Linked DNA regions of Homo sapiens: all the other regions are linked to region 1. The links are chromatin loops, found by intact Hi-C in ENCODE. Cell type or tissue: heart left ventricle. All regions are shown on one strand.

Region 1 (2,500 bases):
GTGGGGTTCCCTGCCAGGCATGGCAGCTCATGCCTGTAATCCCAACACTTTGGGAGGCTGAGGCAGGAGGATCACCTGAGGTCAGGAGTTCGAGACCAGCCTGGCCAACATGGTGAAACCCCACCTCTGCTAAATATACAAAAATTAGCCAGGTGTGGTGGCAGGCGCCTCTAGTCCCAGCTACTCAGGAGGCTGGGAAAGGAGAATCCTTGAGCCCAGGAGGCAGAGGTTGCAGCGAGCTGAGATGGCATCATCTCTACACTCTAGCCTGGGCGACAGAGCGAGACTCTGTCTAAAAAAAAAAAATGGCGCTTCCTTCCAAGGTGGGAGACAGAGATAAAAGAGGGGTAGGGAAATTCTCTGAATTGGCAGAACTGGTAGTAGAAGCAAGGCTCATTCCTGGATAAACAGAAATGGTGAGAGAAGAAATGGGAAAAATCAAGGACATCCCTGCAGTGACAGCTGTGGAGGGTGGGGAGTTTACTATGCTAGACTATGTAGGGAAACGCCTCCTGGCTTGACAGGTTAGGTGCCTGTGTTGACAACGGTTGCTGAGAGCTCAAGGTGAAAAGAGGGATAGTTCCAGGAAATGATAACCCTGGTGATAAACTATCCCTGCCCTCCCTATCTTCATTGTACAGGCCTAGAAACTCGTGACGACAGAGGTTAGGTGACACCTGCGTGGCACAGTTCGTCTGGAGGGTGACAGGGGCAAGCCTTCATCACTAGCAGGGCCAAAAATCCCTAAAGCCTCAGGACTGGGGCAGGCCTCAGAGCACTCGTTCACAGTTTGTTTCCATCATTTTATTTTTTTGCGGAGAAGGGAGTCTCGCTATGTTGCCCAGGCTAGTCTCCAACTCCTGGACTGAAGCGATCCTCCTGTCTCGGCCTCCCAGAGTGCTGGGATTACAGGCACCGCACTAGGGGCCACACGCGGCCCCATCATTTTAATAATTCATAATTACCACGCTTAGAAACCTGCCTCAGATTCATTCCCCCCGCAGCAACACCCACCATCCACCCTCCTGTCCCCTCCCCCATGCACAGCCCTTACATCTGCTCTTCAGGGATCTCAACTAGGGCACATGGTCTGGCCAGTGAGGAGCCTTCAACTAGTGCGGCCAGAACGCTGAAGGCCGGATACAAGGAGCCTCGGTGTCCAGGCAGGGGATTTGGGGTTGCCTGAGATTGGGGCGGGGAAAGCCGGAGACAGTGGGCACAGATGGCGAGGGGTTCACCTCCCCAACACCCCCAACCCAGCCCAGTCTCCGAGGCCCGAGTGGCTGCTTTTTGCGCCACCTGGCGGCCGTCTCCAGCGAGCGGAGCGCGGGTGACCGTGCCTGCGGGACCCGGTTCCCGTGGGGCGAGCGGGCGTGGGGCCCGCCCAGCTTGGAGAGCCGGGAACCGCGCGGCCCAGGGACTGGCAAGACTCCGGATTCAACCCCTGCGAGGCCCCGCAACCCGGTGCCCGCGGTCCCTGGCGGCGGCGCCCGCGTGCCCGAGGCGCTGCGGGGCGCTGCGGGGCGCGCGGCGGTTAGAGCGAGCGTGTGCGCACGCGCCCACCCCACGCCGCGCCCCGCACCGCCGCGCGCGCGCACGCACGCCCGACGCTGGCCTGCGCCGGCCGCTCTCCCACGCGGGGTCTCGGGGGCTCCTGAGCCGGCCGCCTCCAGGAAGCAGGCGCCGCGCGGTATTGCCGCATGCACCTCGGTCGTGGGGACCCCGCTGCAGCAGCCCTGTCCACACGGGTGAACTCCTGGAGGGCGGGGCGGGGGGCAATCTGCGCGGGTCAGGCCCCTCGGAGCAGGCTGGGGGCGCCCGAGCCAGGCCGCTCCCACCTGCCAGCCGCGTGGCCAATGAATGCTAGGCCTGGTGATGTCATGCCCCGACCGGACCCTGGTGACGAAAGTCCGAAGTCACCCGTCAGGGAACCAGCACAGACCCACCCGCGGGGGTTCCAGAAGTTTCCACTGCCGCCGCGGAGTGCGGCCTCGCCCAGCAGCCTTGCGCGTGCTACCACGCTGTCCTGCCTTCTCAGGTGTCCCAAGTCACCCCTTCCTCCCCCAGGGGTCTCCTGTCTCCATGCCCTCCCACCTCATTTCCACTAGCGATCCCATTTTACATCTCCATTCCCACAGGTGTCCTTTCATCCCCAGGAGTGTCCCACGTCACCTTTTCTGCACCCGTGCCACCTGGACCCCTAAGGGGACGGTACTCTGCCACACTCCCACATGCCTCTCCTCCCATGCCACCCGTCTGTGTCGTGGCCGGGGATGCATGACCCCTTGGCCTTGCGCTAACTTCACCAGCCTCGAGCGAGACCGACAGGGTGTCCAAGTGTGTCCGTCCGTCTGTGAAAGTCGTCCCTGCGTTTGTCTGTGCCTGTCACTGCATGAGGTCGTCCGTCTGCGCGTGTCTGTCTCCACGGGCTTCTGTCCGTCTGTCTGTCACGTGGGTGTCTACTCCGCCGCTGCAGGTCTTTGGGTCGCGTCTGTCACTG
Region 2 (2,500 bases), 380 kb before region 1:
TCTGTAAGTCACGTGTCTTTATTTTCTAGGCAGATTTCTGCTATTGCAGCCTAAAGCATCCCTCACCCCTTCTCAGAAACCCGTGGCTCTTGCTATAACTCCCAGTGGAAAATCAACCTAAGTTTAGACATTAGAAATGGAATTATTGCTTATATGGAAGGAATAAGAATCAGGATTGGTCCTTGCCTACAGAGGAATCCCAGCTCTGAGTCCTAACCCCAAGGCCTAGGGGACACAGACAAGGAAAGAAAGAGATATCTGGGAAAGTTCCAGACATCTTCTTTTTTTTTTTTTTTTTTTTTTTTTTTTTTTTTGTCTCACTGTCGCCTAGGCTGGAGTGCAATGGCACAATCTTGGCTTACTGCAACCTCCGCCTCCCGGGTTCAAGTGATTCTCCTGCCTCAGTCTCCTGAGCAGCTGGAATTACAGGCATGCACCATCACACCCAGCTAATTTTTGTATTTTTAGTAGAGACGGAGTTTCACCATGTTGGTCAGGCTGGTCTTGAACTCCTAACCTCGTGATCCACCTGCCTCAGCCTCCCAAAATGCTGGGATTTCAGGCATCAGCCACCGTGCCCGGCCTCTTTCTGGCTTCTCTAAGCAGAGCGAGGAGCCAGAAATCTGCAAAACCTAACTCACCTCTATTAAGAACTCAATGGGAGAGTTACTGTAGGGAGAGGCAAGAATGTATTTTGGAAGACTTAGAATGCTGGTCCAAGGACAAGGAACGAGGCTGGTAGGAGAGAAGCAATCAGTTGATGAGGATTAGAGAAAGCTTTCTTCTGGTCCGACTTTCGCCAAACAACGCGTTGTGTGTGTGTGTGTGTGTGTGTGTGTGTGTGTGTGTGTGTGTTGCTTCAACACAAGACATATGCCTGATTCTTCCCTTATGAAATGAGAAGCTGAATGCAAGAGCTCTAGCCCGTCCTCTTTAAATCTCTGTTTTTGAAAATATAAAACAAAGATAAACTGGCATCCTCCTAATGTATCTTTGAAATACACATTACTGGCCAGGCGCGGTGGCTCACGCCTGTAATCCCAGCACTTTGGGAGGCCTACGTGGGCGGATCACGAGGTCAGGAGATCAAGACCATCCTGGCTAACACGGTGAAACGCTGTCTCTACTAAAAATACAAAAAATTAGCTGAGCGTGGTGGCGGGCGCCTGTAGTCCCAGCTACTGGGGAGGCTGAGGCAGGAGAATGGCGTGAACCCGGGAGGTGGAGCTTGCGGTGAGCCAAGATCGTGCTACTGCACTCCAGCCTGGGTGACAGAGCAAGACTCTGTCTCAAAAAAAAAAAAAGAAAGAAAGAAATACACATTACTTCATTTTTCTCAGACCTGGAGAAAAAGCACCCCCAGCCCCATTTTCCCATCTCCAAATAATCTTCAGCATTTGTAGAGATGTGGCCCCTGGAAGTTCATCAGATATATGGGGCCCACCCACGCGTGTGTTGCGATGATATTAGAATTTGCAACTGCCAGATTCTGGCACCAAACCCAGCACCTCTCAATACTGTCCTGCACCCCACATATTGTATGATTTTTTGTTTTTTTGTTTTTTTTTTTTGAGATGGAGTCTCGCTCTGTTGCCCAGGCTGGAGTGCAGAGGCATGATCTCGGCTCACCACAACCTCCGCCTCCTGGGTTCAAGAGATTTTCCTGCCTCAGCCTCCTGAGTAGCTGGGACTATAGGCATGTGCCACCATGCCCGGCTAATTTTTGTATTTTTAGTAGAGACAGGGTTTCACTATGTTGGCCAGGCTGGTCTCGAGCTCCTGACCTCGTGATCCACCCGCTTCAGCCTCCCAAAGTGCTGGAATTACAGGCATGAGCCACCACACCCGGCTTGTATGACGTTTTGAAGGGCAAAGCCAATGCACCATTGATGTTTGCCTGTTGCTTCATTCACTCAATAGAGATGTAAGGAATGAAAGCTTTGATTGGGGTGAAAGAAGTAAAAAAGTTTAAACCCCTACTTTAATGGGATTAATGCTTTAATGTGAATATTAATAAACCCTGAACTCCTCCAGCAAGTTTCTCTATATATCACTGAGGATTCTGTGAAATCCAATAAGGAAAAAAACTGGAAGACTTTTTCCCCTTCTTCGTCATCAAGGTTTTTCTCGGGGATGAATTGGCCTGATTAGTGCCTGAAAGTTCTCCCACGATCTGTCCAAGCTCATTCCTTTTTTTGTGTGAATTCTCCAATGATGAAAAAGCTAAGCTTGTCCCCAAGTGATTTTCCACACTAATTATACTCCCGAGGCTTCTCTCCAGTGTGGATGATCTCACATTCCGTATTCTCCACGCTTCCCCGAGTTTTCCGTCTTCATTACGTATGACCATTTTAAGTCCCAACTGAATTAGCTGATATTGTCTAAGTATGGAACTCTGATTGAAGGTTCTTCCTCATCCATTATACTCACAAGGCCTCTCTCTGCTACAAAATCCCAGATGTCTGATTAGCTCTGGGCACCATCTCAAAGCATTTTTACA
Region 3 (2,500 bases), 390 kb before region 1:
ATATAGACCTCCCAGCCGGGTGCGGTGGCTCACGCCTGTAATCCCAGCACTTTGGGAGGCCAAGTCGGGCAGAGCCTTGAGGTCAGAAGTTGGAGACCAGCCTGGCCAACATGGCGAAACCCCATCCCTACTAAAAATACAAAAATTAGCCAGGCATGGTGGCAGGCACCTGTAATCCCAGCTACTCAGGAGGCTGAAGCAGGAGAATCGCTTGAACCCGGGAGGCAGAGGTTGCAGTGAGCTGAGATTGTGCCATTGCATTCCAGCCTGGGCAACAGAGCAAGACTCCCTCTAAAAAAAAAAAAAGACTGAGCCTCACTCTGTCACCCATGCTGCAATGCAGTGGCACCATCATAGCTGGGTTCCAGTGATCCTCCTGCCTCAGCCTTCTGTGTAACCGCAACTACAGGCACACGTCACCATGCCTGGCTAATTTTTTTTTTCTTTTGGGTAGGGGTGAGGTCTTGCTGCCATGCCCAGGCTGGTCTAGAATCCCTGGCCCCAAAAGATCCTCCCACGTCAGCTTCCCAAAGCGCTAGGATTACAGGTGTGAGCCACTGAGCCTGACCCAAGCTCTCCTTTTAAATTAAATAACCCAATAACCCATTTTGTGACTTTTTTTTTTTTTTTTTTGAGACGGAGTCTCGCTCTGTCACCAGGCTGGAGGGCAGTGGCGCGATCTCGGCTCACTGCCACCTCCGCTTCCCGGGTTCAAACGATTCTCCTGCCTCAGCTTCCGGAGTAGCTCAGATTATAAGCACACGCCACGAAACCCAGCTAATTTTTGTATTTTTAGTAGAGACGGGGTTTCACCATATTGGCTAGGCTAGTCTCGAACTCCTGACCTTGTGATCCGCCCACCTCAGCCTCCCAAAGTGCTGGGATTAGAGGCTTAAGCCACCGCGCCTGGCTTTGTGACTTTTTTTTAAGTCAGCACCTTCAATGGGTACTTCATTCCAATCTACCACAACAGATACCTCAGCCAACTGTTGAAGTTATCACTGCACACCAGGCCTGCCAGGATCCCCCAAGACCCCTGTGTTTTCACTGCGTTCAGCCCCAATCTGGCCCCGTAACCAATCTCAGCTTCCCAGCCCTCCATTTCCCTGAGTAACTACTGCCTGGAAACAATCCTTGTACCAATCTCCGCATCCGCCAGGAGCATTTGTTACTAGAAACGTCATGCAGTTCTGACGCAGTTCTGACCTTAAGCAGAAAATAAACGTATTTATTGGTTAGCTCTCAGAATCCACAGAAAGGATGGAGAACCCAGGCTCAGAATTCCAGAGGAGCGCAACAGTCAAAATCACACCAGCAACCGGCCTGGTAAACACACAGAAGCTGCCAGCAGGGGGCAGCAGAGGCCACAGCACGGGATCTACAACATCCCGGGGGACTGAAGCTCAAGACGCCCCCCGCAGCTACTGCAGCCCCACTGCCCCGGGAGCTGGCAGTTGCAACCCCTGCCAAGACCACCAGAAAACATTGTCCACTGTGCCCCCCTCTTTGTTTCCCTAACACTTGACCCGATATCCAAGGCAGTAGCTTCGGCTTGCTGAGCATAAACCCTGTGCACACCTGCTCCTTCTATTGCCAGGGAGGCTGCAAAAGGAGGATGCGGCTATTTCTGCTTCCATCATGGAAGGCTGGGATTCCACAGGCACCTAAAGGAAAGAGGGAGAGATGGGAATGGGAATGTCCTCCAGACAGCTCTGGCAGGATCGGGTGTGGGAGGAGAGTGAGGGTCCCACCCCAGCTGGGGTCTACCCAGGTCCACGTCCTGGACATGTTGAGGCTTTTTCCAGAAGGCAGAGATGAAGTGTGGTCTGACAACACCCAAGTGACCCCAGAGGGTGTCATAATAGACTGGAAGGGCGACACATCCCAGGCACCTGCCACCCATCACACACACCTCCCACACACTGGCATCCTTCCGCCCCAGGCACACACAAAGCCTCAGTCCAGAGATCAACTGTCTCAGCTCTGAATTTGCATATCCTGTGTATAGACTCACTGGTCACAATCTCTGCCCAGCCTGGCTTGTGCATACTTCTTTCTTACTGTCAGGGGAGGAGCCCGGCCTGGTACTCCCATTGGCCTGTAGATTCACCTCCCCTGGGCATGGCCCCAGGACCCAGGATAATACCTGTGCCTCCGGCCCAGAACCCTCCAAGCAGACACAATGGTAAGAATGGTGCCTGTCCTGCTGTCTCTGCTGCACCTTCTGGGTCCTGCTATCCCCCAGGAGACCCAAGATGGTGAGTAGGGAAAGCAAAGGATGGATGCTGGAGAGGACTGGAAGGAGGTGAGGAACAGGACATATGGCTGGGAGAAGGGCTGGATGCAGCTGGGATTCCCTGGTATACGGCAGGAACGGGTGCCCAAGGCTGTCAACTCCCTCAGCTCACACACTTCCAGGAGCATTCAGGGAGCCTCTGCCCTCACCCAAAATAAGACCTTCAGGAATCTGAATCTAAAACCCCTTAGTTTACGTGAAAAC

The links. A loop is a pair of places that touch in the nucleus more often than their neighbours do. Peaks named below come from ENCODE experiments on the same cell type or tissue, not always from the same donor. Only the 100,000 strongest peaks of a DNase experiment are listed, where the experiment ranks them.
Region 2: a loop joins it to region 1, with 3 times the contacts of the local background. A loop is called at or near these places in 20 of 110 quality-filtered maps.
Region 3: it touches region 1 in a loop (2.6-fold over the local background); 21 of 110 quality-filtered maps call a loop at or near these places.

The regions. Positions count from the first base shown.
Region 1 is chr7:100,896,091-100,898,590 of GRCh38, reverse strand. It overlaps a transcript of ACHE not described here. Among named protein-coding and RNA genes, the nearest start is that of ACHE, 1.5 kb to the right of the region's middle. RefSeq lists a silencer at 1,350-1,429 and an enhancer at 2,266-2,500. In heart left ventricle, CTCF peaks have their summits at 1,090 and 1,300 (motif pointing left); DNase peaks (open chromatin) are centred at 1,310, 1,890 and 2,298; H3K4me3 peaks cover 1,344 bases; H3K27me3 peaks cover 2,258 bases.
Region 2 is chr7:101,273,451-101,275,950 of GRCh38, reverse strand. No RefSeq gene overlaps it. Among named protein-coding and RNA genes, the nearest start is that of LNCPRESS1, 25 kb to the left of the region's middle. In heart left ventricle, no CTCF peak of the experiment used is centred here; no DNase peak of the experiment used is centred here; H3K27me3 peaks cover 423 bases.
Region 3 is chr7:101,289,447-101,291,946 of GRCh38, reverse strand. It overlaps the pseudogene AZGP1P2. Among named protein-coding and RNA genes, the nearest start is that of LNCPRESS1, 8.9 kb to the left of the region's middle. RefSeq lists enhancers at 1-455, 1,269-1,378, 1,513-2,063. In heart left ventricle, a CTCF peak has its summit at 1,334 (motif pointing right); a DNase peak (open chromatin) is centred at 1,346; H3K27me3 peaks cover 1,173 bases.